Linked DNA regions of Homo sapiens: region 1 is linked to region 2. The links are chromatin loops, found by intact Hi-C in ENCODE. Cell type or tissue: A673. All regions are shown on one strand. Links, peaks and the distances in the headings refer to the core of each region. The heading gives the core; the rest is flanking DNA. Region 1 overlaps CLSTN2 (calsyntenin 2). Region 2 holds the start of CLSTN2 (calsyntenin 2).

Region 1 (15,365 bases), core at 5,207-9,206, 120 kb after region 2:
TTGGGCTGAGACGATGGCGTTTTCTAGATATACAATCATGTCATCTGCAAACAGGGACAATTTGACTTCCTCTTTTCCTAATTGAATACCCTTTATTTCTTTCTCCTGCCTGATTGCCCTGGCCAGAACTTCCAACACTATGTTGAATAGGAGTGGTGAGAGAGGGCATCCCTGTCTTGTGGCAGTTTTCAAAGGGAATTCTTCCAGTTTTTGCCCATTCAGTATGATATTGGCTGTGGGTTTGTCATAAATAGCTCTTATTATTTTGAGATACATCCCATCAATACCTAACTTATTGAGAGTTTTTAGCATGAATTGCTGTTGAATTTTGTCGAAGGCCTTTTCTGCATCTATTGAGATAATCATGTGGTTTTTGTCTTTGGTTCTGTTTATATGCTGGATTAAGTTTATTGATTTGCATATGTTGAACCAGCCTTGCATCCCAGGGATGAAGCCCACTTGATCATGGTGGATAAGCTTTTTGATGTGCTGCTGGATTCGGTTTGCCAATATTTTATTGAGGATTTTTGCATCGATGTTCATCAGGGATATTGGTCTAAAATTATCTTTTTTGGTTGTGTCTCTGCCAGGCTTCGGTATCAGGATGATGCTGGCCTCATAAAATGAGTTAGAGAGGATTCTCTCTTTTTCTATTGATTGGAATAGTTTCAGAAGGAATGGTACCAGCTCCTCCTTGTACCTCTGGTAGAATTCGGCTGTGAATCCGTCTGGTCCTGGACTTTTTTTGGTTGGTAGGCTATTAGTTATTGCCTCAGTTTCAGAGCCTGTTATTGGTCTATTGAGGGATTCAAGTTCTTCCTGGTTTAGTCTTGGGAGGGTGTATGTGTCCAGGAATTTATCCATTCCTTCTAGATTTTCTAGTTTATTTGCATGGAGGTACCATTCTCTGATGGTAATCTGTATTTCTGTGGGATCGGTGGTGATATCCCCTTTATCATTTTTTGTTGCGTCTATTTGATTCTTCTCTCTTTTCTTTTTTATTAGTCTTGCTAGCAGTCTATCAATTTTGTTGATCTTTTCAAAAAAACCAGCTCCTGGATTCATTGATTTTTTGAAGGGTTTTTTGTGTCTCTATCTCCTTCAGTTCTGCTAGTTATTTCTTGTCTTCTGCTAGCTTTTGAATGCGTTTGCTCTTGCTTCTCTAGTTCTTTTGATTGCGATGTTAGGGTGTCAATTTTAGATCTTTCCTGCTTTCTCTTGTGGGCATTTAATGCTATAAATTTCCCTCTACACACTGCTTTAAATGTGTCCCAGAGATTCTGGTATGTTGTGTCTTTGTTCTCATTGGTTTCAAAGAACATCTTTATTTCTGCCTTCATTTCGTTATGTACCCAGTAGTCATTCAAGAGCAGGTTGTTCAGTTTCCATGCAGTGGAGCGGTTTTGAGTGAGTTTCTTAATCCTGAGTTCTAGTTTGATTGCACTGTGGTCTGAGAGACAGTTTGTTATAATTTCTGTTCTTTTACATTTGCTGATGAGTGCTTTACTTCCAACTACGTGGTCAGTTTTGGAATAAGTGCGATGTGGTGCTGAGAAGAATGTATATTCTGTTGATTAGGGTGGAGAGTTCTGTAAATGTCTATTAGGTCCGCTTGGTGCAGAGCTGCGTTCAATTCCTGTATATCCTTGTTAACTTTCTGTCTTGTTGATCTAATATTGATAGTGGGGTGTTAAAGTCTCCCATTATTATTGTGTGGGAGTCTAAGTCTCTTTGTAGGTCTCTAAGGACTTGCTTTATGAATCTGGGTGCTCCTGTATTGGGGGCATATATATTTAGGATAGTTACCTCTTCTTGTTGACTTGATCCCTTTACCATTATGTAATGGCCTTCTTTGTCTCTTTTGATCTTTGTTGGTTTAAAGTCTGTTTTATCAGAGACTAGGATTGCAACCCCTGCCTTTTTTTGTTTTCCATTTGCTTGGTGGATCTTCCTCCATCCCTTTATTTTGAGCCTGTGTGTGTCTCTGCACGTGAGATGGGTCTCCTGAATACAGTACACTGATAGGTCTTGACTCTTTATCCAATTTGCCAGTCTGTGTCTTTTAATTGGAGCATTTAGCCCATTTACATTTAAGGTTAATATTGTCATGTGTGAATTTGATCCTGTCATTATGTTGTTAGCTGGTTATTTTGCTCGTTAGTTGATGCAGTTCCTTCCTAGCATCGATGGTCTTTACAATTTGGCATGTTTTTGCAGTGGCTGGTACCGGTTGTTCCTTTCCATGTTTAGGGCTTCCTTCAGGAGCTCTTGTAGGGCAGGCCTGGTAGTGACAAAATCTCTCAGCATTTGCTTGTCTGTAAAGGATTTTATTTCTCCTTCACTTATGAAGCTTAGTTTGGACAGCTTTGGTTTCATCTTCTCTAGGAGGCATCCCTGGCTTACCTCTGTCAAAGAATTGTGGAAATTGTCTTTCTTTGTTCCACATTTGAGTGAAGTGCCTGACATTTCTGCATCCCTGCCACTTTGTAGCATCCTGGATTGGTGTTGCCTGCTTCCAACTGTCCCTCTAGGGGATTTTTGAACATTTGCCTACCACGTATATTATCATTGATATTGAGAGATTAATAAAATGAAGAAAAAGTCAAGAATATTTAGTAAATATCCATGTTGCTTCCACCAAGATTGCTAGCATTGTGTCACATATTCTTCAAGTTACTTCCTCTTCCTTTAAAAATAAAAAAGAAATTAAAACCTTTAGTAAACTTATGTGCCCTACAAAGGGGCCACACATCAATCTGAGCTATATTCCTTTCTCTTCTCTTTCTGCTTCACTTCCCATGGGAAACACCACCTTGTAGTCAATTTTGTGTATCTTTACAGAGTAAATACATATAGTAATAAGAAATCCTAATAGTAATATAGTGAGTACATTTTAGTTTCCCACAAATGATATACAACATATATATGGCCTTACAACTTTCTTTTTCATTCATCCATGTGTCTTAACTATCTGTGTTGGTATATAAAGTTTATTATTTCTAACTGCCATATAATATTCTATCTGTGCTTTTTATTTATATAATATTTTATTTTAACTTCTAATGTAAATTAATTTAGGAAGGAAACTCTATGTGTCTTAGTTCATTTTCTGTTGCTTGTAATAGAATTCCTGAAACTGGTTAATTTATAAAGAAGGGAATTTATTTCTTACAGTTATAGAAGCTGAGAAGCCCAAGGTTGAGGGGTCACATCTGGTAAGGATCTTCTCACTGGTGGGGACTCTCTGTGGAGTCCGCAGGTAGTGCAGGGCATCCCGTGGTGACGAGGCTGAGCATGCTAGCTCAGGTCTCTCTTCCTCTTCTTGTAAAGCCACCACTCCTGTTCCCACCATAACCCATTAGTTCGTTAACACATTAATCCATTACTCTATGAATTGGGCTCTGCCCTTATGACCCAATCACCTTTTAAAGGCCTCACCTCTCAATGCTGCCACAATAGAGATTAAGTTTCAACATGAGTTTTGAAGTGGCCAAGTAGTCAAACCATAGCAATACGTTAACGCTATAAATGGGAAATGATCATTACTTGCCTTAAATAATGACACAAGGAAATAAATGCATGGCTATTAAAGTTAAAATATGAAATATTAAAAAATGACCAGAAGAATATTGTTCCCATATGACTGAGGGGAGAAAGGAGGAGGAAGGAATATGGCTGAAAATTGTGATCAAAATGGGCATAAATTTATCTAAAATGTTGTCATTATTTAAATGGAAGCTGATATTTCTTGCCTTAAATATTGATATGAGAAAAACTTTTTAAATGCACGGCTATTAAAATTAAAACAATCTCTAGTGTAAACCCTACTGTCAAATTATATACCACAGTTGTGCATGGACCATATCTTGGGAAATACAGCCTAGGTCATAGTTGAATGAGTGGATGAATAAAGATCTCCAGTGAGATTTCTGGCACTAACCAACAACTGGTGGTGGGCTGTACTGAGATTCAGATTTCCTTAAGTCCTGCCTACATACTGAATGACTCTCAGAGTTGACCACCTTCTTGCTAACAGCAATGGTAGCTGACCCAAAGTAGTGCTTGCTCCTCGGGGGCCAGGCATTGTCCACATTCTTTATACACATTAATTTAGACCTCACAACAGCCCTATTGGGTAGATATTCTTACTATCATCACCATTTTACAAATAAAGAAACTGAGGCAAAGAGAGATTAGATAGATTGCCTAGGGTCATATAGCTAGAGAGTAGAAGAGCTGGGTGTGACCTGGGGCAGGTAATGTCGGCTTCCTTACTGGGGGGAGTGGGGGGCAGTGGGCCTGTGTTAAAAGCCTCAGGGCAAGCTGGAGAACGACCCTGTAAATTCCAGGTGCACTTGTACTGAGGCCACAGCCCTCCAGCTGCCACAGTTGATCCCACCAGGCCCACCACACCCAGAGGGAAAGACCAAACTCAAATCCTGCCCATGCCTCCAGCTCTCCCAGACTCTCACTTCCTGTTCTCCAGTCCCTGCTGCTTCACTACCTCCATTCCCTCCCGATTTGACCAGCGGCACTGCTCTAGGTGGCCCCAATGAGCACCTGTTTGTGCTGGTCTTTGCACACCCCCTCCCCCCATCTCTTGGAGGAGGCCCATGCAGGCAGCACTGGCTGGAACTTGAGTTTGAGCCAGAGAAACAATTGAAGGGACTGGGCAAGCATGGGGAGTTAATTCTATCTAAGGCACAGACGGCATCTCCATTGAGGATACACTGACCAGCATCCCTGAAGAGGGCCAGCTCTGGAGTGGAATAAATCACCTTCACGTCTTTCCCCTTTGGGTGGCCTCTGACTGACTTCTTCGTCTTCCTGAAAGCTGTTGCCAAGGAAATCCTGAAATTTAACAGTAAAATCAAGAAAACCATCTTTTAAGGAGAGTTTTTCTAACCCCAGTTGCAGAAAAATCAAAGTGTGATAAACAGTATTAGTCTCCCTTCTTAAATCACCAATTATAATCTTTAGATTAGAAATATTATTTCCGGAATGAGGGAACAGAACCAGCCATTTATTAAATGCTTATTAGGGACTACACATTTTACCCAGGCCATCTTTATTTTCTCTTCTCAGCCTCCCTGAGGGGGGACTATTACCTCCAGTACTGGGGCTGACACACATGAGCAATGAGGCCAGGTGGGGTTGTCCATAGACACCTTCTGCATAGAGAGTGCCTAAGCTGGGCCATGATCTGTCTGGCTCAAAAGTTTCCTTTTGACCACGTTGCTTCAAGAGACACACATCAGGATCCCAGTGGCTGAACATGAACTTAACAGGGTCATGGGAAGGAGAGGCGAGCTCTGCCCCAGCACAAGGCCTCAAGACAGTGGTGATCCCAGTGACCCCTCAAAAGGTGATCACAGTGTGGAGCCCTTAGCTAGCATATCTCCTTTTATTTTAATCAAAAGCATGGAAGCTTGTTTTATCCTGTCTTGTCCCTCCAGATCTCTTCTCTACTTTCTCTATTCTGTTTTGGGCCCCAGGATCCTGACCTCTACCGACTTGCTTCATCTGAGTTCACCTTCTCTCTTGCTTCTGGCTGGGTTTAACCAAAGGAAGGTACCTGGATTAGCTACCAGGGTCTTGATTTCTTCATTGATAAAATCTGTGTAACAGCAGTCCCTATCTCAGAGTATCAAGGATTACATGAGTTAATCTGTAGAAACTGCTTACACAGTGCCTGGCACACAGTATATTCTCAGCTTGTTATTGCTATTATTTTTTCAACCATACATTAGATAATCTTGAGCAAATCCACAAAGCTTTTTGAGTCTCTGTTTCTCACCTGGGAACAGGGGTCAACGCCATCTCTCCAAGCCTGCTGTGTGAGTTGAACAGGAAACAAAAGCTTGCTCAGAGCAGGTGATGAGAGACCATTGGAGAAAGGATGTTTACTATGTTGAGCCATATGAAATCACTACTATTTGACCTACACACACGGCAATTTCACATAGTTCAGAGATGTAGCAATGTTAAGGGATACCAGAAAGGGATAGTGAAATATTCAGGGCTAGCATCATGGAAGCCATGACCATCCCCAGGCTGAAGGAGAAGTGGAAAGAGAATTACCAGGAGCAGTTAGTGGGCCAGCCGAAGAGCTGCAGCTGTAGGAGTGAGGCCAGCCCATAGGAATTGTGACCCTCTGTTGAAGAACAGGAGACCAAACTGGGACCCAGCAGAGAGGAAGTCAGAGGAACAAATACTCTAACCTTTTGTTCCTCCTGCCCTTCAGTTTTTTGCTGTTTTGTCAAACCCAGCCAGACAAGGAGAGGGAGCTTGGATGAAGCAGTCCATAGAGGTCAGCCTCCCAGGGCACAGAAGAGAGAAGGGTAGTGGAGGATGGATATGAAGGGCAAGATGGGAAAATAGCAAGTTCACATGCTTTTGGTTTAGACAAAAGAAGATATTCTACAGGGTGCAATGCTGGGTCTGGTGCTGAGTGGGTGCCTCCTTGCTATTTTTATTGTTACTGTTGGGGTTTTGAAGGCTAAACAGGGGTAAACAAGGATGGAAGGTTTCAATACAAAGAAAGAAACACAGCTTTTGAACAACAAAAGAACACACAAAGGGCACATTTGGGGGCTGTCCTGGATTGAACACAGCGTCTAACATTCCCTGGCTGGGCCCGGGGGCTGGCCTGCCCACTCCCTCTCCCCTGCCCATCCTTGGGGCCTCCCTCAGCTCCAAGGGAACAGGAAACAGGGCTTCCAATGCCCATTCACAGCTCAGGCTTCGCTGATCGTGTGAACAGCTTCAAGGTCTTTGGTAGAACTGGGGTTTAAACAGCAAATTGCATCAGAGAGAGGCTGTCTGGAGAAGCCATCAATCTTGTGGGATGTGTAATTTGCACAAGTTTGCAGACCTTCAGGACTGTTTCTGATAAATGAGAAACAATCACACTTGGGTAAAATATTACAGACTTTTATGGAGCCCATTAAAATCATTGCTGAAACCCTTCCTGCCTTCAGTCCATTCCCGTTCCATCCTCAGCATGGTCGCTGCACATCTTCCTAAACATCTCTCTCCTTATTCTTACCCCGCCTGCACCCTTTTTGGGCTCTGCTGAACAGGCAAAAGGATAGGGAGGAGCAATAGTGCCGTCTGCTGGCTGCAAGGGGCCAGGAGGAGGGATTATTCACACGCGTGTTTCTCCATCTGTTGTCTCATTCTACTCCCTGTGAGGACTGTGTTGTTACTTCCAGAGAACAGTGGTTCTCAACCGGGCTACATCTGGAATCACCTGGGAAGCCTCAAAACACTATTGAGGCTGGGTTCCACATCATTCATATCAGAGATGGTGGTGTCATTGGTCTGGAATGTGGCTTGGATTCTGGGATTGTTGTAAAATCCCTCCAGGTGATTTCAATATGCAGCCACAAAGCACTACACCTTAGAGCAGGGACATGGAAACCACCTGGAGGGGCTGGCAAAACAGATCACGTGGCCCCCACCCCACAGTTGCTGATGCAGGTGATCTGGGGCAGAGCCTGAGAATCTTGCATTTTAAGAAGTTTGCAGGGCAGGCTGAGCTGCTGGTCTGGGAACCCCACTTTGAGAAGCATGGCCTTAGTGAAAGCGAAGACTCAGATAGTTTAAGTGACTTGTTTGAGATCAATTGGTCCAGAGTGGATGTAGAATTGAAATCTGTTTATCTTTCTCCAGGCCTGGCTGGCTGAGTCTGTGCAGTGGGCTCTTCTTTTTCTCAAAATATTTCTGTTATTATTTATTTATTTATATTTTGAGACAGAGTCTCGCTCTGTCGCCCAGGCTGGAGTGTAATGGCATGATCTCAGCTCACTGCAACCTCCACCTCCTGGGTTCAAGCGATTCTTCTGCCTCAGCCTCCCGAGTAGCTGGGACTACAGGCGCACGCCACCAAAACCAGCTAATTTTTGTATTTTTAGTAAGACAGGGTTTTACCGTATTGGCCAGGCTGGCCTCTAACTCCTGACCTAGTGATCCACCTGCCTCGGCCTCCCAAAGTGCTGAGATTACAGGCATAAGCCACCGCACCTGGCCAATATTTCTGTTATTAAATGATCCCAGGGTCCACACCTGCTCCCCACCCTGATTCTAGGTTTATTCTCATAGGCCTCTGTTTAGCAGCCTTGCTGGATCATAACCCTGGGGGAAGGCAGGAAAGGAGCACTTGCTTAAAATATTTATTTGTAACCAGCTGTGTCTCCCACCACCACAAAGTCGGATTGGAAATGCCCCCTGAGGTAAGAGTTGGCCTCTCTGAGCTTCTCTTTTGAAGCGTAGCCCTTTCATTCTTCTCCTCAGAAAACCAACTCTGCCCAGCTGATACGTGAAAAAACTCATTTTTGACATGGGCTCTGGAGCCCAACAAACCTGGGTTCCAAGCAAGCATGCCTATTCACAGGCTGTGTGGTCTTGGGCACATTACCTAACCTTCCTGAGCCTTCCTTCTCTGGCAGCCCCACATGTATATAGTGAGGATTTAATAGCAAACCTTGGGTGTGGTTGCAGCACATTGTTTCTCCCCCATGCAGGGCAGAAGCAGGCTGTTTGTAGGGACAGACACAGCTCTCATCAAGACAGCACAGCCAACCACGAGCCTGCAGGGGTGAGCACAGAGCCCTTCTCTGGATGGCGCTGGCAGTCAGGCCTCCCATGCATCCCTTTGGGCTCCCTGTCATTCTCGGGTGAGGGAGGACATGAAGCCTGAACACAAGCATCCTCCTGCCTGAGGGCCACTCCTCACAGTCAGCAGCCTCTGCTGAGCTCCTGCCATCCTCTGGACTCTGGATGGGAGGTAATTTCACGCTTCTGGCTCTTCACACCCTGGTGATGAATGTGTGTAAGTGACCTTGGCCCCTTCAGCCACCACCAGCACACAGGATGATGTAATTGAATTTGTATACACCGTAAATTTTATTAGAGGAAAGCAATCTAGTTCCAATTCTGGTTCTCCGGAGTTACTGGATTGTGTCTGAGGATAAACTCGCTGGTCAGCTGGGTGGGGACAGAGGTCAGAGTCACAGCTACTGTCTCACTAGCTTTCATTGGGCACGATTAACAAAAGTGTACAGCAGCTGCAAAGGCACCAGATGCAGCGTGGTGGTGAGTGTTAAGAGAAGGGATGTGTGTGGAGGACTGCCCAGGAGCCAGCTCGCAACAGGAGCTCAACTGACAAGAATTTACTTTTGCTTTTCACGTTTGACTGTCTGCTCTCTGTCTTCCCCATTCCCTCATCTCCCTCCTCTCTCTCTTATTTCTGTCTTCTCTTCCTTCTCCAAAGATCTGCCTTCATTCCTGCCCCCTGAGCTGTGAGGCTTTGGTGAAGCTACTAGCTCACCTTCATAAGCCTGTTTCATTATGTGTGAAATGGAATCAATAACACCTATCTCAGGGGGTTATTGTGGAGATGGAGTGAGATGGGTGATGTGAAGTGATTGGCACATAGTCAGGTATCAACACATGTAAGGAACCTTTTTCACTGAAGCCCCTTTTGGTGTTTGAATGACTTGTCTGTAGGCACATGTTTGCCAGTTGCCATCTCTGAGTTAGACTCGGGCCCAATACAAGAGGGTCATCACAGCTGGTCCTCGGGCAGCTACCATCTGGCTGGGAAATCCTGGCATGCACAGATGTTTAACTCTCACAGGGCAAGCAGTGAGTGACCAAAGACAAGGGGCTGGTGGTGACCAAAGGTACTATGGAGCTCGTGGGAGGGGGAGGTTCTTGGTCAGGGAAGGCTTTCTGGAGGAGGTGAGCTTGAACTAGGACTTCAAGAATGGGTCACATTTGGGGAGGGTGGAGAATAGCAAGGAGGCTGGGCATTTATCAAGTACCTTCCTGAAGCCCAGAATCTTATACTGTCATTTTTAAGATGCGTTTGCTTAACCCTAAGTAACAGGCACTTTTTTTCTCCCTTTGATAGTTGCTGAAACCTCAATGATAGTGCCATTCTAGCAGCACCAGGTTGAAAAGAAATGCTCAAAGCTGTCCATATGCAGATATCTGTGAAAAAAAAATGTGAACTATTTTGTAGCATTGAAGGTAAATAATTTGTCCAAGACCACGCGGTCAGTAAGGGGTGGAGATGACTTGTAAACCTAGATCTATCTGGCCACAGGCTTTGCTTATAGCCACCCACATACCCACTGACTTATACACTCTCCTGCTTCCCATTTCTGCCAGGGACCCTTACCTGCTAGCCAAGTGAGGAGACAAGATCTTCACCTTTTGACTAATAGAATGCAGTGGGCCATGTATAGGACAAGCCACTGCATATGAGTTTGTAGGGGGTGTATGTGATCATAGACAAATTCATTAGAGGAGGTCAACCAGAGTCTGTTGACTACTGTTAACTGTTTATCAAAGGTAGACTTTTTGGGGTAGGAAAAAGGAGAAGGGAGTTTGGGAGAAAAACTTAAAGCTGATGTCATAAGAGGCACTATGCCTATCGGATTCTGTAGCAACAAAGGTCCATCTCCCTCATTTTGGTAATGGGGACAAGGTCACCCAAATTTGATTTCCACCCAACTTCTCAGAAACCTGACTATTTATGGAATACACCTGGGATATGCCTGCAGGCTTATATATTGTTGTTTCTGAACTTGACAGGAAAATTGGCTTTGATTTTGTTGAAGGTTTTCTGTTTTATTAATGTTGGATTTTCCTTCTAGATAGGAAAGCAGCTCAGTGATGTGTAAAACTTTCATTTTCATCTCTCTTTTTTTCCTCAGAATTTCATTCCATTTCATCACCTGCTGCTTCCTATCTAAGACTTTCCAGAGATGGATGGCAGTGTCCAGAAACCATTTTCTTACTCTGCTTATCTTGTTTGCTTAAACTCTGGCCTGGAGGGGCCTGCCTCTCCCTTGAGGAAGCCTAGGATTTTCACCTGATTTTGAGCCACCACCACACAGCAAACACCTTATGTTTATCTTTCCAGATTGCAGCATTTAAGCAGATCTTTGGAGGTAGAAAAGAACATGTGTTCTTGGGAGAAAGCTTGTTGGAAGAAGTGCTTAGATTTCAAAACCACATGGCTGTTTTTACATTCGAGTTTTGCCACTCATTAGCTGTGAGACCAAGGACAGGTTAACCAACCTGCAGGTTAACAAACCAAGGCGTAAACCTTGGTTTCTGTACATGCAACAAGGAAATAACAATGCTTGCCTTACAGGGTTGTGGTGGGGATTAAAACAATAAAACTAAAGCGTTCAGCGTAGTACCTACCGTGAAGTAGGTGCTCAGTAAATGTTTCCTTTTTCCTTCTGTCTCCTTGAACAACAACAACAAAAACTCAAGTGTGCTCTGGTTTAGCACTAATCTTAGAAAGGCGCTAACAGGTAGGAGGAAACATCTCATTTTCAGAGCCTAGTTAATCAGTCTCCCAGTCCCAGTCTGGCACAATAATGTGTAAAAGAAGAAAGGAGCAGAGCCTTAGATCAAAGGAGGGTAGAGCCTGAGTGGGAATATAAGATGCATCTACATGAAAGAGCTGGATGCCCATCAGGCTGGCCCATTGAGAGTGAAGTACACAATGGCACTCATCATTGATATAAAGAGAAGGTCTTTGAGGAGGCTGGATTGGAGAGTACCAAGAACTTTGTGGTCGTTGGTACCAATACCACAAAAGGATGGGAGAGGGGGCCTACTCTGGAGGGGACATTTGAGGAAGAAAGACGGTTTGTTCGCTGGGAAGCCCAGGCCACATTGGAGAAGTCATGTCAGGGAGGCAGCAGAGTATGGAATGAACACTGAAGTGAGTGGCTAGAGGGAGCTCTCGTGGATGGCTGATTAAGGAAATGACATCATTCAATGATGTAACCTCAGCACCTAGCACAGTGCCTGGTACACAGTAGTTACACAATAAATAGTTACTGGCTAGATGAATGTCTGTTTGGATGTCAAGGACTCTACCAAGTATCTCCCCTCCTGCCAACCCCCACTCTGGGTTAGGTGACCTCCCCTCTGTACCCGCAGGGCTCCAGGTGTACTTCTCTGTCATAAACCATGCCCCACTGGGATGGCCTTGTCTGTTTCTGGCCTGTGACCTCCATTTGACTTCAGTCTTTCTGAGGACAGGACTGAACTCTGTATCCTCAGCCTGGGTGGGGAGCCTGGCTTATGGAACACGTGGGTTAGGTTAATGGCCAAAACATGAACTGAAGGATAGGGAGCAGCTCCCAGATAGGAACTGAGAAAGAGTAGAGAGGAAGTTTGCAAAATTCAGAGGCCCTTCAGGGCTACAAATTACACTCTCTAATTACAGTGTAATTGTGGGCACCTACAGTTGTGGACCTAAACTCAACTAAGTTGACAGTAGGTCATATTTGGAGAAATTCAGGCTATTTAGTAACAAGATATTTGTGAAAAAAAATGAACTATTTTGTAGCATTGAACAAGGGTAGGTTCCTTGAATAGTGCCTTGAAAATCATTTACTTAAATGCTATCATTTTATGGATACTGAAAGTGTGACATCAGTGCCCAAGATTACATGGCTTAAACTTAGAGGGTAGGGTGGGACCCAGAATCCTGACTTGTGAATCTCCCTTGCTAGAGTTTTCTGCCTCATGCCAGAGCCTCCTCCTGCACAGGGATTTCTCACGCCCTCCCCACCCTGCAGCTTCAATAGGGATTTTCCCTGGACATACTGGCTGCTCTTCTCCATAGTAGGCATTTTTCCATGAAGCAAGTGTCATTATGCCCATGCACAGATGAAGAAACTGAAGCCATGCATATGGAGGAAGCAAACCAATACACATCCAAAGCAATGCACATCCAATGACATGGATGATCCAAAGCCACTCAGCTGTAACTGCTGGAGCTGAGACTTGAGCCCAGTGCTCCTAACCCCTGCATTAGTGCCATTCTACTGATGCCAGGTTGAAAAGAAGCTGTACACATGCAGAAGACACTTTTGGGAGCCTTTGCAATAGCAGATGTTTTATAGCTGAGCAGATCAAGCTGGGAAGAAATGGTCGCTTTTCATAGCCATCTCTCTGCACTTGTTGGCCTTCCCTGACAGTAGCAACGTTCTTCATTCTTAGATCCCTTTCATCACTAAGGGGATGCCACTAAACTGAATTTCTTAGCATGGAAATGTTACATTCCAGGGATTGATTTTCCTGCATAGTATTTCTAGAAAAGTTAATCGCCTCATTAGTCATATTTACATTTTATTTTAATTGCATCCTCGAGAGCAAATGTATTCATTTTTTTCCTATGTTATAGTTCTCTCTTTAACAACCCCTTAATAAAGCAGAGACAAGATCAGAGCACATGAAGAGCACTTTGCTTTCTTAAAATATGCCACCTCCCAAAAATGTAGGGCCCAATTATCACTGCGGCTATAAGCTAATTATCAGATACAAAATATGGATCACAACTAATTATCAGAATCTGACCTTATTTCCAAGTCATAGATTCCTATAAACTAGGTTAACATTAGAGATTTAAGCAGGAACTCAAGAACTGCAGTAACCCATGGAAATGAATGTTTATATTTCTAACAAATGGCTAAGGCAAGAGATGATTTTCTGAGGCTTATGTCTGGTGAAATTTTCCAGAAGTTCACGCTCTGCAAGGCCTTATTAGTAGAACATGGATGATGAACGGTCCATTTCATTAGTAACCTGAAACCTTCTATTTGGAGATAAAGATGACTGCTTCCATTTAAAAAAAAAAATTTCAAAAACTAAACACTCAGGCATGCTGTCTACAGAGTTCTATGCTAGGTGAAGTGAACGGTTGTGAGATGACTAAGCCAGTATCCCTGCCCTCAAGGGGTCAAATCAGGTAGGTGGAAATAAGATGTGTTCCTAAATCCCAGGCAGTAGAGCACTGAAATTCTGTGTGGGTAGCTGTGGGTGAAATTCTCAAGGGAAAGCCCTCATCTGGCCTAGTAATATTGGAACTGGGCTTTGATAGGTCACCAGGATCTCATTAGGATTTTATTAATGATGGAGGAAGCATCATGGATGGAAGACATGGCATGAGATGTTGAAAGGGAGGTGGACAGATGCATTGTATGTTAAAGGAATTTAGGAACAGTAATAGAATTTGCATGCCTGGAGCGGAGATCTTCATGGTGAAAGCTTGAGCTGGTTAAGTCTAGGAAGGGGGTGATATCTTTGGGAAGAGCTCTCAATTGTTTGTTTTCCTGGGAAGGAAAGGTCTATAACTTTTGTCATCTATTCAAAAGGGCCAATGATTACCCCAAAAGTTTAGACCTACTCTCCTGGTGAACAGTTTTTGTCAACTAAGCATTGTAGAACAGAGGGAGATATGCAAAATTTTGTGCTGGACTGACTCTGGGGGGCCTTGAAGGCCAGGGTTAAATGTCTAGACACTATTGGGACCCATGACAAAAAAAAAAAAAGGTCAGGTGGGGTCCAAGACAGAATGAAGGTGAGAGGGGGTAGGTGGGAATTGGATGGTGTCCTGCGAAAGGCAGGAAAGCCAGAGGGAGGCTGCTGTGTTTCCAGGAGGAGGGGGAGGGCCCTGACCAGCAGGGAGCAGAGACAGAGAAGACCCAAGAAGCCATGGAGGATAAGAAGCTATGGAGGATAAGGTGAAAAAGTTTGGCACCCAATTAGCAGAAGTTAGGCATGTAAAGACCCATGGCAGTAGTATGTGATGTTGGGGTGTGGGCTCTGTCATCAGATTCCCTGGGTTCAAGCCCCAGTTCCACTGCGTCCTGCATGTGCAATCTGGGGAAATGTACCTAACCTCACTGTGCCTTGGTTTCCTTAGCTAACATACTAGCTCTTGCCTCAAAGTTTTATGGGAAAGGATTAAGTGAGCAAATGCACAAAAACTACCTGGAACCACCCATGATAAGTGTCCTAAGAGTGTTAGTTCTGATTCCCAGATGGCTGACAGCTCCAGAGGGGCAGGGCTTTGTGTTGTGTGCACTGCTGCCCCCCAGGGCCTGGAACTGTGCTGGGAACACAAGAGGGACTCCATAAATGTGTGTTCAATGTGGAATGGGTGGCTCAGGGTGATGTGCCAGGGAATTAAGACACAGGTGTGTTCCTGATGGAGCTAAAAGTGCTGATGAGCAGGAGACTAAAGAGAGCTACATGGAGAGGGTTCTGGGGGGCCATCAGACCCTGCTCAGTCTTCCCCTCAAGCCTTCCTGTCAAGCCCTCACTCAACCATCAGCTTGCTCAGTCCTCTTGGTGGCCCCCTCTGAGGATGGCAGGGTGGATATAATTATCCTTACTTTTCAGATGAGAGGATGAGGTCAGGGCAGTGAAGAAGCTTGCCCTATTAAGACACCCACTTGGAAGCAGCTGAAGTGAGCCTACTCCCAGGCACTGATGGTCTCTTCTCCATTCAGGCTGAACCTGCAACCTTTCTGCTTTCCAAAATT
Region 2 (15,365 bases), core at 4,818-8,817:
GAGAAGCAGGCAGGAATAATCAAGTTGGGCTTTGTGAGTTAGACTAAAATGGTTTAATTTTTTTTTTTTTATTTTAAGAGTGATGAGAAGCCTCTTGAAGACTTTAAGATAAGCAAGTGCTTGGGGAGGTAGAAAAAATATTTATTTTGGAAGTAAGACTGAGAAGGTTATTTGGGGAGAAAGAGGAAGAGACTGTAGGTAGGTGTATTAGTGTGGAGGGCTGCATAACAAAATACCACAGACTGTGTGGCTTAATAACTTATTTTCTGACAATTTTGGAGGTGGGAAGTTCAAGATCAAGGTGTTGGCAGGGTTGGTTTCTTCTTAGGCCTCTCTCCTGGGCTGGTAGATGGCTGTCTTTTCTCTGTCTTCACATTATATTTCCAAATCTCCTCTTCTTAGAAGGAAAGGCACCAGTCATATTAAATTAAGGCCCACCTTAATAACCTCACTTTAACTTAATTACCACTTTAAAGGCCATATCTTCAAATACAGTCATATTCTGAATCATATTCTGAGGTACCAGTGGTTAGACCTTCAACACAAGACTTTTTGAGAAACACAATTCAGCCCCACTACAGTAGAGGGTCTAGCGTGAGCAAAGGTGTAGAAGCAGGATTGGTGTGGTCCCTATTGAAAAACAGTGGAGTCCCCAGACTGGCTGGAGCAGAGTTTACATAAAATGGAGTCACAGGAAATCAGGTTATCAATGGAAGTTGAGGCCAGGCTGGTGAGGGACTTGAATTTTTGTTAAGCAACTTTGGCCTTCTGCAGTAAGTCTTGATGAGTCTTGGAAAGTATCTGAGCAGTGTAGGAGAGCTAGGTATTGATGATCAAACCACTGGTTATGTGAAAGCCTTGCAGGAGAGGATGGAGTCAGGAGACAGCCTGAGGTGTGGAGCTTGAGTCAGGCCCTTAGGGACAGAAAGGAAATAAAAGAGAAAGGAACATCTCTAGGGAAGATCTCCAGTACCAACTGAGACAGTGGGGAAACAGGATTCCAACCTGGGAAACTTCAGAGAATCACTGAAAGACAACGACTTCTGTGTAAAACCTGGGATTATGGCCAGAATGAGTCAGGGTAGTGCATTTGGTCTCTGTACAAACCCTGCACCTACAGCTGTGGTGGAGGCTGGACACATTGCCTCACTTGGCTGGAAAAACATGGCTTCAGAGTCAGACAGGACCCAGACAATTCAAATTCCAGCTTCTTCATTTTTAGCAGTGCACCTTAATTTCTTTGAGCAAGTTGCTGAATCTCTTTGAAACTTAATCTCCCTAGATGTCCAATGGAAATGATAAATCACCTTTCTAGACTTTTGGAGGGTTGAAGTAATATGTGCAGTGTCTGGCTCATCGTAGGTGCTCAATAAGTGGTAGGTTCCTTCTCATCTCCCTTAGTGGAACAAAGCCCTGGAATGACACAGAGCAGATAGATTTAGGTACTTGAGACACATCTGAATTGCTCTGGCAGGGCACGTGGGCTGGTGCTTCCTGTGGCAGGATTGGCAAAGGTGCTGGTGGGGCTGGAGCTTCTGTGGTGTCATGTGTGTCCATATCTGTCCACGTTTTACCTGCATAGAAAACACCAAATACTGGATCAAGTCAGGCAAAAGGCTATCCACAACCTGTGTGGCCCTGGGTGAGTGTCCATTGTAACTATCAATGGCCCTATTTACTGTATCCCTACCATCTGGCATGGAAAGAATTCAGCAGTTTACAGTTCATTTTACTCTGAAAACAACCTGCTTCATTAGTCTAAGTTTATAGATGAGGAAACTGAGGTTCAGAGTAAGTAGCTTTCTCGAGTCAGACATCATTAGAAAACAGGAAAGCTAGGTTTGCAACTTAGGTCTGTCTGATTCTAGAAATCATTTTCTTTCCACTAAGCTCTACTTATTCCTTGCCTTGGCTTCTACAAGTCTCAACATCTGAGCTACAAAATAGGACTAATTACACATGACTTGCCTCGAAATATAATATTTATCTTTTCCCAGCCTTTGTTGTAGGGAACAAATGAAAATAAATATGTTCTATTTCCTCTAGATGTATTATAAATGACACCAAAACTTAGTGGTATAAACAACCATTTGATTACATTCATGGATTCTATGGGTCAGGAATTTGGGCAGGGCATAGTGGGAAGAATTATTTGGAACTTTCAGGATAACTCAAATGTTGGACTCAGCTGGGGCTGTAAACTACTTATATACAGCCTTTCTGCATGGCCTGTGATCCTTAAAACATGGCGGCCTTAGCGTAGTTAGAATTCTTACATGGAGGCTCCAGCCTCCATATGTGAGCATCCTAGCAAGCAAGGCAAATGCTGCATCACCATTATTATCTAGTCTGGGAAGTCACACAGCATCACTGCTGGTGCAGTCTACTGATAGAAACAATGCTCAGATTCAAGGCTGTTTGGATTCAAGGAGAAGAGATATAGATTCCATCTCTCAATGGAGGAAGAGCCACAGAATTTTATGGCTGCTTAAAAAAACAAACAAGCAAAACACCACAGGGCATAAAATTCCAAGGAAAGTATACATAAGTGTACTGGAATAATGCCTTGCTATTATTAATGATATCTTTGTTTTCAGCCAGGGCACTCCACCTTGCCAAGCATAAAACACTCATGTCCAAACAATGCTGAACTGGATTTGGTTGTGAACAAGCTTTTTTTTTTTTTTTTAACTTTTTCCTGAAGAGAAATGCCTAAACTTTTTTTAAAAGAAGTTCCTTTGGCAGCAACAGCGTAAAAACTTCCAAGAACAATGTTAAAAAATCTGCAAACTGTCCAGTTGTTCAAGCGTCATGAAGCCCCAGTTTTACCTGTCAAGATGGGAAAAAAGAATGACAAATGACTCTAGTTCTGTAAAGATCAGCTTTTCAACCTTTCTTTTAAAGTTAAGTACTTTTAGTTGAATTAAATCTGGGTCATGGAGAAAGCCTCAGTTTAATTTTCTTTTTAAAAATAAGTTTCCATAAGTATATATAATTTATTTATTTTCTTTGATTACCCAGCTTAAATTATTTAGGGCCTGTGTTTTGGTGCTTAATTGGGCAACGCATTAATGATCCTGGTGAAATGAGAGGAAATGGCTATGTTTATATGGGGCCTATGCCAGTTAGATTCTATTTTCTGGAATAGGGGAGTTATTTATTTATTAAGAACTATTGACCCAGATAAATTACCTGAGATTCATTATTACACTGCCAGGTGGTGCCCCAGACTTGAGGCTTAGAGTGACCAAGCTTTACATCATCCTGTTCACCATTTTTTTTTTTTGAGATGGAGTCTTGCTCTGTCACCCAGGCTGCAGTGCAGTGGCATGATCTCGGCTCACAGCAATCTCTGCCTCCCAGGTTCAAGCGAGTCTCCTGCCTCAGCTTCCCGAGTAGCTGGGACTACAGGCACGCACCACCACACCTGACTAATTTTTGTATTTTTAGTAGAGATGGGGTTTCACCATGTTGGCCAGGCTGGTCTTGAACTCCTGACCTCGTGATCCGCCCGCCTCGGCCTCCCAAAGTGCTGGGATTACAGGCATGAGCCACCGCGCCCGGCCCTGTTCACCATTTTTTGAATAAAATCTTTAGAGGAATATGCCACAATACTAAGTCCAGAATAAGTAATGGATATTCAGAGATTTGTATCTCTACTTTGGTGACAGTTGGCTATTTAAATTGGTCCTTAATCAGAGGTAGTGATAGATAAAGGTTTTTTAAAAATCAAATCCCCAAAGCTATCTTTTCTGATTTGAAACTATTTTTTGTTGCTTACTTATCCCGCATGCCTCTCCCAAAGTCATGATGTGTGGGAGAAAGATGAAATTTGGAATTAAGCAGACATGAATTGATATTCTGCACAATTATGCAAATATGGATAAGTTGCTCAAACTTTCTGAGCCAGTAATCTGATTATGATTAAATAGGGAAAATAGCACAATTGTCTTAGTCAATTTTCTGTTGCTTATAACAGAATACCTGAAACTAGGTAATTTATAAAGAAAACAAATTTATTTCTTAAAATTATGGAGGCTGAGAGGCCTGAGGTTGAGAGTCCAAATCTGGTGAGGTCCTTCTTGTTCATGTGGATTCTGTAGAGGTGGCAAAGGGCATCACATCATGTAATAGCTCAGGTCTCTCTACTTCTTGTTATAAAACTACCAGTCCCATTCCCATGATAACCCATTGATCTATTGACACATTAATATATTAATCTATGCACAGATTAATCTATTCATGAGAGCAGAGCCATCATGAACCAGCCCCCTGCCAAATGTCTCACCTCTCAATACTGCCACATTGAGGATTAAGCTTCAACATGAGTTTTGGAGGGGACACATATTCAAACCACAGCACACTTGTTGCAAAGATTAAAGAAGGTGTAGGTGTGGAATGTATATCCTCCATTGTAAAGCCTGGCATGGAAAGAATGAGGACTCATTAACTGTTAGGTTGCTTTACCCCATCTTTTGCATCTGCAATGGCCCAGCAGAAGCAGACAGCACAGTAGTGCTCCATACAAATGATGTGGACTTAAAAGCTCTTATGTCTGAGTATTTCTAAGGCTGAACTTACTTACTTTTATCTCCTCTAAGGCAGGTCATTGTTGCCTGTTCCCCAAATGAATCAAATCAAATGTGTGACTGGCACACTTGTTTTCAGAGATATAGGAAGTAGGATAAGGGGAAGACATTTTTACATTTATTGAACATTGACTATGTGCAACATACTGTTTAACATATTTTTAAAATTTACTTCTTGTAATGATCTTATGAAGTAGGCATAATGCTGCTCAATCAATTGCTCCAGAACATAATGAATTAATGCAAAAACCACTTATTGTATCTCATAAGTCAGCTGGATAGTTCTGATGTGAGCCAGGCTTGGCTGATCTTGGTTGAGCTTACCTGGGCTTGCTCATGTGTCTGTGGTTAGCCAGCCTGTAGGCCAGTTGGTTCTGACCAGCCTAGTGTGACCTTGGCTGTCTGAAACAGCTCAGTTCTACTCCATGCAGTCTCCTACCCTTCTGCAGGTTAGCTTAGGCTTGTTCTCATGTCAGCAGCAGGGATTCAAGGCAGGAAGAAGCAACATGCATGCCACTGTCCCACTGACCAAAGCAAATCATATGGCCTAGCTCAGAGTTGGGGTGGGAGGGCACATCCAAAGGAAACAGATTCAGAGAAGCATGGACAAATGGCCATTAGTGCACTTGATCTACCACAATAGGCATTGTTATTACCCTCATTGGTAGAGGAGGAGATGGAGGCTAGCAATTTTGTGCCTGTTGGTAACTGGCCCACCCCCTAGTGTTTTTCTTTGCTGTGTTCTTTCCTGGCTATCTCTCCATGGAGATGCTTCCTAATAAGCTACATTTCCCCCTGTTTCTCATTATTTGGTCTGAATTTGAAACTTCACATAAAATTATTAGGACCAATCAGTGATCTTAACAAAGCCCAGTATAATGACATCAAAGAACAGTGCAGGTAAGTCAGTAAGATAGGTCTACTTATTAGAGAAAATGAAGGGAGGAGGGCAGATATGTAGTTGGGTGGAGCATAAATGGAAGAAAATGAGACAAATTTACATTTCTCTTCTATTTTCTGGCTTTTTTATTTTCCCTGGGTCAGCTACCACCTTTCCATGCCATCTTTTCTAGATTCTGAAACCAACATCTGACAAAGGCAAGGTCCTGGTGTCGGCCTGGGACATTTACTAGATTTTTGACCCTGAACAAGGAAGTTACCTAACTTCCCTGAGCCTCTATTTCATCATGTGTGAAATGAGAATAATAGCGCACATGTTGATTTGTGGGCTAAAGGAGACCTGAAGGTAAAGAGCCCCACATGGGTCTGAGCCCCATGCAGCCACCATGATTCACTGCTGTCCCCAAGCACATCCTGGTGCCTGAAATCCTGAAGAGTTGGCTTTCACCACTGCAGAGGCTCTGAGTGAGCTGCCAGGGCAGCAGAGGGAGGCTGAGCTGCAGGAGTGCTGTTAATGGATTTTATGGCTTTGTTGAGTACCTCAAACTACAGTTATTAATTAGAGGATGCTGTTTAGGCACTCTTGCAATATATACATTTTGTTAATTGATTTGTATAGGCTCATAGCTAGCAACATAAAGAATGTGCAGGACCATAACACTTACAAGGGATTGTAATTGCCTTTGCTGCCCTCTCTGGCTCCCCAAGCAGGGAACAAAAGCTTTGAGGATAGGACCCACTCTCTCCTCTGTCTTTGGATCTCCAACGACTAATCCAGTGCTCACTGTCAGGGTGATACAGCCTGTCTAGATGCTCAGCAAACGTCTTGAATCAATGACTAAATAAATAATATTGTTTGTTTCTGTATTTCCATATCTACTTTATTTCCAAACTATTCCTCATAAACCCTGCATTGTGTGTGATGTTGGCATTTCATTTAGGTAAATATGGTCAAGGATTTATTCTGAGTCCTTACTGTTTTTTTTTTTTTTTTTTTTGAGTACCTTTGTAATTTTTTCACGGCCTAGAGATGGTTGAGGATGCAAAGATATGCACTGGCTCCTGCACTCAGGGAACTGACAATACTCAACGGCACGAGATTTTACAATGCATGACGTCAAGTAGCCTGTTCTTAGAGATGCGGAGTGACAACATAAAGGTGGCAACTTCTTGCATGGCACCATACCGCAGGGAATTTTAAGTTTGACACCCCGCCCCCGCCACTGCAGCCTCAGCAGGCCCAGCACCCCAAGTTTTCTGATCTAGCTGTTCTATCAGCCTCTAAGAGCCGCGGCTGCCCCTGCTTCTCGGAGATGACGCGGAGCCCTGCCATTGCCATCCAGGTCCAAGGCTATCTACTCTGCCCGACAACCCCTAGCACCACTAGGCGCTGCTCTAGTGTGCGCCTGGCGCCCTCCCCAGACCAGTCGACGCAGAACGCCCAGAGACCCAGCCAAGGGCAAGACCCTTAGCGACGCCCGTCAGTCCTCTCCGCCCAGATATCAGTTCAAAGGGCATGGCAGGTCAGGGTCCCTCGCGCCACCCCAGATGACCCTCAGGCCTCGGGTGGCCACTTTCTGGGGGAGCCCTCCATCCCTTGCGGCAGCTTTTCCGAGAGTCGGAGTGGAGGCGCGGGGCTGGAGGGCTCTCCGGAGCCGCCCACCAGGGTCCTCTGGGGGCCCGGTCCCGACTGGGCAGGGGGACCTGGACAGGGCCCCGGAGCGTGGAGACGGCTGAGGAAAGTTGGGGGTCGGGGCCTTGGGGCGGGGAGCGCGGAACCCGGCGCCGATGCCCGCGTTCATGAATATGCACGAGCCACCTCCCTCCCTCCGTGACGTCACGGGCCGTCCCGGGGTGAGCGCCTGAGCCGCTCCGGGTCCGCGCCAGTGAGCGCGGCTGCTGCCGGCGAGCTAGCGGCGCAGCGGCGGGAACCCGAGGCCGAGCGCCGCGGCGGCAGCGCTAGAAGCGCACCCATCGGGCACGGCGAGGCGGCCCACGGTGCGGCAGGCACCGGGAGGCGAGAGCCGGCGCGGACAGTAGGCGGCGGCTGCAGCTCGTTGGCGGCTGCTGCGAGGATGCTGCCTGGGCGGCTGTGCTGGGTGCCGCTCCTGCTGGCGCTGGGCGTGGGGAGCGGCAGCGGCGGTGGCGGGGACAGCCGGCAGCGCCGCCTCCTCGCGGCTAAAGGTGGGTGCTGGGGAAGTTTGCTCTTCTCCCAGGAGGGAGGCAGGGCAGGCTTGAGGGTGAAAGCGGCAAGGACCTAGGCTCAAGCTGGATTTGCCCACCCTCCCTTGCCGCAGCTTCTTTGGCCTCTGTGCGCCCTGGATTCCCGAAGTCAGTTCCCTGCGCAGCGGACCAGAGAGGTCCACCCGCGGACGTCAACTCAACCCCTGGGCGGGGTCCGGGGGCTGAGCAGAAGGCGAGGTCTGGGGAGTACGGACAACTTTGAGGGCTGTCTGTGCCGGGGTGGGAGCGCAGTGGGTGAGTTTCGAGCTCTGGCCCAGGGACGGCTAGAGCAGGGCGCTGGCGCGCCGTGGGGACAAGCAGGTGTCTGCTCCTGCCTGGGGGAAGGATCAGCGGCGGTGCTTTCAAGGAGGGAGCCGAGCTGTGACTTGTCTCCCAGCTCGGGGATGGAGTGGAAACTTGTAGGCTCCAGGGAAGGCCCCGCTGACACTCCTCAAGCTCCCCCAGGGCGTCTCTGACTCCCCGGGGAACGTGTACCCTCCGGGTAGGCGGCGGGGTCCGGAAGAAGCGCGGGATGTGAGGCTCCCCGCTGCCTTTCCTACTCCGCTCTGACTACCGAGGACCGAGGAGCCTAACCTGGCACCACTCCCCTGCCCACCCTGTTCCTTTGAAGAGCTTGACCTCCCCGCGCCTCCCGCCCGGAAGGAAGCTAGATCCAAGCGAACGCCTGGCTCTGTCAGGCGAGCCTGGAAGCCGGCGAACCCCGGACTTTGACAGCTGCCTGGGAGCGTCGGGAGCTCTGGGGTGGGGGGCCGGGTCTGAAACAGGAGGTCACGTGCTTGCAGGGGGTGGGGAGGCGAGGGAAGAGCAGAGCTGGTGGGGAACAGTGGTGGGCTCAGGGGAGGCTGTGGCAGATCCTAGCTGGGGCGCACAGCTTAGTGATAACTTGTTGATTCTCTGCGCTGTTCATAAGTAGGGCTTGCGTTTGGTTTGTGGACTGTGGCCAAATCCGCCAGGTGACAATGAGGGGTACTTGGTCCCCAAATCCTGCCTGGCAATCATCAGAGGGCGGAGGGGTTTGCGCCTGTCAGAAAATAGATTCCCTGTTAGAGACAGCCTGATTCGGACGCTTGCTTTGAGCTACACTTGACCACTAGCTTAGGGGAGGAAATGCCTATCAGGCTGCATTACTCTTGGAGGTTGGGGAGAGCTGGAGGCAGGCAGTTCGCCTTGTCTGGGCTTTAGAAACTGGCCCTCCAATAACTTAGGAGTGATATATTTGAGAAGAACATGGGAGATTATGTTTATCTGTAATTTTTAAATTTTTTGGTGTCATCGTTTTGAAAATATTTTATAAGCAGGCATTCTGTTTCTTTTCAGCATTTTTTTTCTTGGTGTATCTTTGACAGGCAGTTTCTATTTTTAGAAATGAGAAATTTCATGAGAGAAAAACTCGTTATGAAAATATCTCAGAGTGCGGTAAAGAAGTGGCTGATATGAAGGGATCAAGCTGAGAGACTGTTGTTTTGGTGAAGACAAGAATAAAAAACAATGAACTTCCAAACATCTCCCCCCTGCTTTCCCAATATAGACACTTTGTTAAACAGGCAAATTACTTTTTTGGGGGGTGGGGGGGAGGAGATTTCCCATCACTTTGTAGCACAGTAATTGATATAAGCAGATGTCTGCAAACGGGAGTTTGAAGGAGGGTGAGAAGCACACAGCAAGTGCAGAACAGGGAAGAAATCATTTGGGAAGAGGATCTGGTGTGAGTAGTAATAATGCACGGCTGAGTTCTCAGGTCAGAATGGGAAGCTTCATAGAGGTAAGCGAGAAAGAGAAGGAGAGAGATAAAAAAGGAAAATAAAAACCCCAGGCTTTCAATGATTCACTTTATGTGGATAATTATGTGCATTTTAACCAACATCCGACTTAGAACATATTCATTTTTTGGTTAAAACTAGGCATTTGTCAGGTCGGGCATGGTGGCTCATGCCTGTAATCCCAGCACTTTGGGAGGCCGAGGCGGGCGGATCACCTGAGGTTAGGGGTTCGAGACCAGCCTGACCAACATGGAGAAACCCCGTCTCTACTAAAAAAAAAAAAAAAAAAAATTAGATGGGTGTGGTGACACGCACCTGTAATCCCAGCTACTCGGGAGGCTGAGGCAGGAGAATCACTTGAACCCGGGAGGCAGAGGTTTCAATGAGCCGAGATCGCGCTATTACACTCCAGCCTGGGCAACAAGAATGAAACTCCGTCTCAAAAACAAACAAACAAACAAACAAACTAGACATTTGTTTTTCCAGGGTAAAAAGTTTATTGGCCCTGCAGATTGAGAGTTAACTGTCCGAATTCCCCTTGTTCTCGCTTCTTTCCCCTTCCAACCACTGGGGGGCTGCAAAGAGCTCTGTTTGCTGCTGATTTTTTTTTCAAGATAAATGTGTAATATTTGATTACAACAGAGACATTTATTATGACACTTTAGTTAGTATTTACAGGACTGACTTTCCTTATAACAATGCACTTGCATTTTATGTTTCCAAATCATATGATCTCTGAAGAATGTTTGAAATGATAAAGCTGTATGTTTTGTGTATAATGCACCCTGCCTCTGACTTTGCCATTTTTAAGGTTCATACCATTGTTATTCCCATCACAAAAAAAAAAAAAAAAAAATCAGGAAGGCGTGTGAAGATTGAACAAAAAACCAGATACTTCTTTCGTACAATTCTGTATTCATGTGTAGAAAAACACTGGGAGTCTGGAGTCAAGCTTTCTGACAGAGTTGAATGCACCCTCCAAACAACTGTCTGGAAGCATGTGCTCCCAGCTTCAGTCTTGTGTAAGATGTTGTGTCTGTGGTGCACAGCTTGTTCTGCCTTTGTGCTTCTTGCTTCTTGCTTCTTGCTTTAGGGACTCGAGCAGTTAATCCCGGACAACTACCTGGGGTTTTCACAGAATCACTGTACTTTCAGTGTAGACATATTTCCAATTTCAGAAATCACACAGTGGCCAGGCAATTATAACTCCTTCCCTTCACCCTTACATATTTTGGCTATTCAAAAAAGATAAATACTTCTTGGATTCCATGAAGAGACCAGATCACATGCTCATGTTCTATGAGTAAAGCTGGTAAGGTGTTGTGGACCCAAAGAGTTTCTGGAGGCAGAGAAAGACATGTCTTATCCAAGGGAAGGAAGACAATGCAATCTAGACAACACCTCAAAGTTTGTGCTAAATTTGGCAAAATGTCAGTGGTCCCAAGACCTCAAGGACTTGGTACACAGTCCTTCTTAAGTTCCCAACATCTAGGCATAGAGGTCATTTGGAACAATACTCAAGTATAGACCATCAATTGTTGTAGTGCCCGCCTTGTGTGCTAAGAGCCTTGCTCAGTGCTCTGGTTCTGAGCCAGTAGCAGAGGACCACCCTCCACCCCTCCCACCCCTACCTTTCTTTTTTTTTTAATTTTTATTATTATTATACTTTAAGTTTTAGGGTTGAGGAGCTTCTGTTTTAGTTGGAGAGACAAGATTTTTATGTGAAAATTTTAAGAGAGTGGCAGCGGAGAGAATTTGTCCAAAGTATAGTATTGACTGTGATAGAGACACAGGCAAAGGAGATGGGAGTGCAGAGACAAAGTTTACAAAAGCAGCATGTGGTAATAGGTAAGGAGGAGGATGGAGCAGAATTATAACAACAGTATGGTGTAATTGTAGTAATTTCAGTGTATGGAGTCCCTCTTTAGTATGTCACAGGCACTGTTGCTAATCCCATTACATGGGCAATCTCTAACTCTTACAACACATGCAGAGCCAGTGTTAGCCCATTTCACAGATGAAGAAACAAATTCTATGAGAGGGTAAATGAACTTGCCAAGACCTCCAGCTAGAGGGTGTGGCACTGGGATGAGAATATAAAGGTCACTATACCCAGTGCCCCCTATTTGTCAGATAGTCTTCCCAGTGGTTTTGAAAGCAGGTCTAGGGACCACAAGGAAGCTGAGCTGTTTGCATCTTTGAGTTACCCAGGAGCCCTTGTGGTCCTGCCCACAGAAGAGCACAGTATGAGTGTCTAAGGCTGTTTAAAAGGGCATGCAGGTGAGGTGAGGGAAACGGACCTTGCTCTCACCATGGAAACCAATGTTCTCGCTTAGAGCAGTCACCTCATTCTCTCTCCCACAGATTCAAAAACCATCCTTGAATATTCCAGATTGCACACTGCAGAACTTCCTGCAGGGGCAAAGGTAGTGTGGAATTTTTATGGTGGATTGTTCTAAGTCATCTTTGGGTAAGTAGCAGGTGTCTTCTAGTGGTATAACAGAGTCATTTTTCCAACTGAAGCACAAATGCCAAAAAGCCCTCAGCAATGCATCAGAAAGTGTACTCTGACCTGCTGCCATCCTGAAACGCCTGTGGTTCTTGGACCGGAATGTGCCCTTTACCTCTCTTGGATTCTCTGGGCATCAAGCTAGTAGGTCACCTTCCTCAGCCCAATTTTCACTGTTACTCAAGATTTGGCCTTCCATAAGGAACCTTCCCAGGCTGGTTACTTCTGAGTGACTTGCCTCTCTTTCCTGCATGCCTGTGTTTCCTTGTCTGACTCTAGTCCTCAGGGCTCAAAGACCAGTGCTAGAGGCTCATTCTGACTCTCCTGGTATCTCCAGAGCCTTGCCTCAAGATATGAGATGAGCAGTATGCAGTGATTTGCTTGGTGAACACACCTGTTTGTAATCCCTAGTGCTGTCATTTCTTGACATAGACAATTTATGTGTTTTTCCTTCTCCTCTATAAAGTAAAATTTGGGCATATGGCCAGAAAAACTTGAGTTCCAAACCTGGCCCTACTGCTTCCTAGTTAGATGATCTTGGACAAGTTAGTTAACCCATCTGAGACTCAGTTTCCTCATCTCTAAAATGGGGATACAGAGATCTACCTTGTAAAATAGTTGTCAGGGCACTTAGCCCAGTTTGGGGCATGTAAAATGCACTAAATATACAATGACTAATTATTGATCACTTGAACAGTTAGTTTAGTGTCTGAGATTTGGTGAATTTTTTTTTTTCTGATCTCTTAGAAATCCAATAGCTTTGTTCATATCTTTTCTCAGCTCAAACTGTTATCCGTTCCTCTGTTTCTCAGTCTCTCTCTGCCTCTCTCTCCTTGTGTGGATATGCACCTGTGTGTAAATATCATATATAAATGTAAATGCACATGCATACACACGCATTTGGCTTGACTTGTTTGTAAAAAGACATGCTTTTTTTCACTAGTCTATGGATGTCTTTGAAGCCAGAGCTCCATCTCATTCATCTCAAAGGCCCTGGCACTTAGTGCAGGGCCAGCTCAGAGTAAAGGTCAGCAATATTTGCTATCTAAGTAAATAAACAAGCCTGTCTCCATGTGCTAGTGCCAGAGGTGTGGGAGGTTCTGGTCTCTGGAGGGAGAGCTTATGTGGTGTGATCTGGGTTGTAAGGAAAGATCTCCTGCCCAGTTCATACTTTCCTCCAAGCCCTGCTACCTGAGAAAACAGAAAGGCATACTTTTTTGTTTAAGGTATTGACAAGTTTTGTGATAATACATGTTTATATGGAATGGGGTAACTGAAGCTATGATATTCAAATAACAGCTTGAAATCGATGATTGTTTTATTAGCTGTTATCTAACCCATGACTAATTGGACCCTGTGGAAATGGTTCCCTGGGAAAGACAGGTTTTGAGGGTAGACCATGGGGAGGCCTGAGCTGGGGAAGAGCACTGAGCTGAAGATCCTGGCACTGTGTAGGACAGAGGATCATGCTCTGAGATTTGGGAAAGAAACAAGCAGTAGGCCAGAGGGAGTATTGGTCAGAGGAGAATGGTTAGAATGAGAGTTAGCCCTTCCAGACATGCACTAGGTCCTGTTCTCTAGCCTTTTCAGCCAATTACTATTTCTCAGCCTCCTGTTATTCTCTGTGAGGGGAACAAAAAGATAAAAGCAAGTTCCAATTATCAAAGAGTTCACACTCTGTCTAGGGCAAACACTGCACATCACACATCACACAAACTATTGCAGAACTTGGTGACTTATGGGAAAATCATAGATTGTGCATCACAGACCCCCCGAAGCCTTGCAGGAAAGGAAGAAGTTGGCAACAATAGAGGTCAGGAAAGACTTATGGAGAAAGTAAAAGGGATGTTGATGGGTGGGTAGGCATTGGGTAAGCATATGTCAGGGGCAGGGGTTTGCACTGGACAGGTAAATACAAGGTGGTAAGAGTGATTGGCACACAGGCACGAGTGAAGAGGGAGCTCAGCCAGGTCAAATATTATTTCTGCATCAGATTCCAGAGCTAATAAAACAGTGAATGTTTATTGAGTTCATACTATGTGCCAAGCACTATCTTGAAGCACTTCACATATGTCGGTTGGTTTGATCCTCGTACCAACCCTATGAAGGAGGTAAATCTACAATCTTATTTTTACAGAGGAGTAAACTGAGTCACTGAGAAGTGAGGTAACTTGCCCAAAGTCTCAGAGCTCAGAGGTGGTAAAACTGGGGTTACAAACTCAGAATACACTGGTAGGCATGGGTTCCCCTCTTCACACAGGCTTACCTATTCAGAATGATGTGATGTCTGCTTGAGGAAGGCTCTGAGTGAGGTCAGAGAGGCTCTGCTGCCCTGGAAGGCATTGCCTTGCTGTCCAAGAATATTTGCTTGGATTTTACTTCAAAATTGCTGAAAGAATCGGTTTCCCTGAAAGCCTCACTCTCTGACTCACTTCTCCAAGTGAGCAATACCTGTTTCTTCTCATCCAGACAGCTTGAAGCCCTCCTCACCTCCTGTCATGCTTGGCCTCAAGCAGAGGAGGCAGCCTTCTGCACTGTATAGTCCCAGATGTGTTTGGAGGGGTCTCCTGCACCAGAAAGACTATCCCAGCTGGCTGGCCTTTGTACCGACAGTTCTCCTGATTCGGTTATTCATTTGGGTTAAATATTGCCCTCTTCTGACTCCGTTTTAGGCCAGGATACATACTTTTAAACATATTAGGTGGCTAGATAACAAAGTGGATAAGAAGGGGATGTTGAGAGGTGTGCATGGCAAGGGCGGGAGGAGATCATATAGGAATAGCAGATAACCAGACTGTTGATCGGGCTGCCTTTTCTTCCACTCTCACGGCAGGATTTTATATATGCCCATTGTATTGTTCTCAGATACCCCTCTTACACATTGGTAAATGCACATTACAGGGCATATAGCAGCAGATCAAAAATCAGGACAAGGGGTCAGACTGTGTGCAGTTGATTGCAATCCAGCACCAGCGAGCCAGTGTGGTGAGCTAGGTGACATCTTGGACCATGGCCACTTGAAGCCCATTTCTTTCACTACTGAGCAGTTTTCTAACTCTAAGGACAGGCAACTTATTTCCAATACTTTCTCAGGATCTTGCTTGTCTCCAGCTCAAGACCCTCTACTCATATCAGTCCTCCCCAGAGATTGGCCAGAGATGCCCCTGATCAATACTTTTTTTCCCTAGCTCACTTTGAGCCTCCTACCCCACCCAAGGCTCACTCAGTATCTGTTTCCTTTAGGATGCCGCAGCCCCATATGTCCCAAACTAAGCTCTCATTTTTCCTCCAAGAATCTACTGCTTCTGCTGTGGCCTCTGGGTGAAAGGTACATCATCCATACATTCACCCAAGCCAGAGCCC

What was found. Peaks named below come from ENCODE experiments on the same cell type or tissue, not always from the same donor. Only the 100,000 strongest peaks of a DNase experiment are listed, where the experiment ranks them.
Region 1: it touches region 2 in a loop (5-fold over the local background); 27 of 110 quality-filtered maps call a loop at or near these places.

The regions. Positions count from the first base shown.
Region 1 is chr3:140,044,425-140,059,789 of GRCh38, forward strand. All of the region lies in intron 1 of CLSTN2 (calsyntenin 2), which reads left to right. Among named protein-coding and RNA genes, the nearest start is that of CLSTN2, 120 kb to the left of the region's middle. In A673, for the core only: a CTCF peak has its summit at 7,146 (motif pointing left); a DNase peak (open chromatin) is centred at 7,087.
Region 2 is chr3:139,927,811-139,943,175 of GRCh38, forward strand. CLSTN2 (calsyntenin 2) reads left to right here and starts at 7,375. Exons shown (of 17, transcript NM_022131.3): 1 at 7,375-7,673. The coding sequence starts at 7,565. RefSeq lists silencers at 7,373-7,422, 7,463-7,522. In A673, for the core only: CTCF peaks have their summits at 6,923 and 7,122; DNase peaks (open chromatin) are centred at 6,901 and 7,351; H3K4me3 peaks cover 2,000 bases; H3K27ac peaks cover 809 bases; H3K27me3 peaks cover 1,710 bases.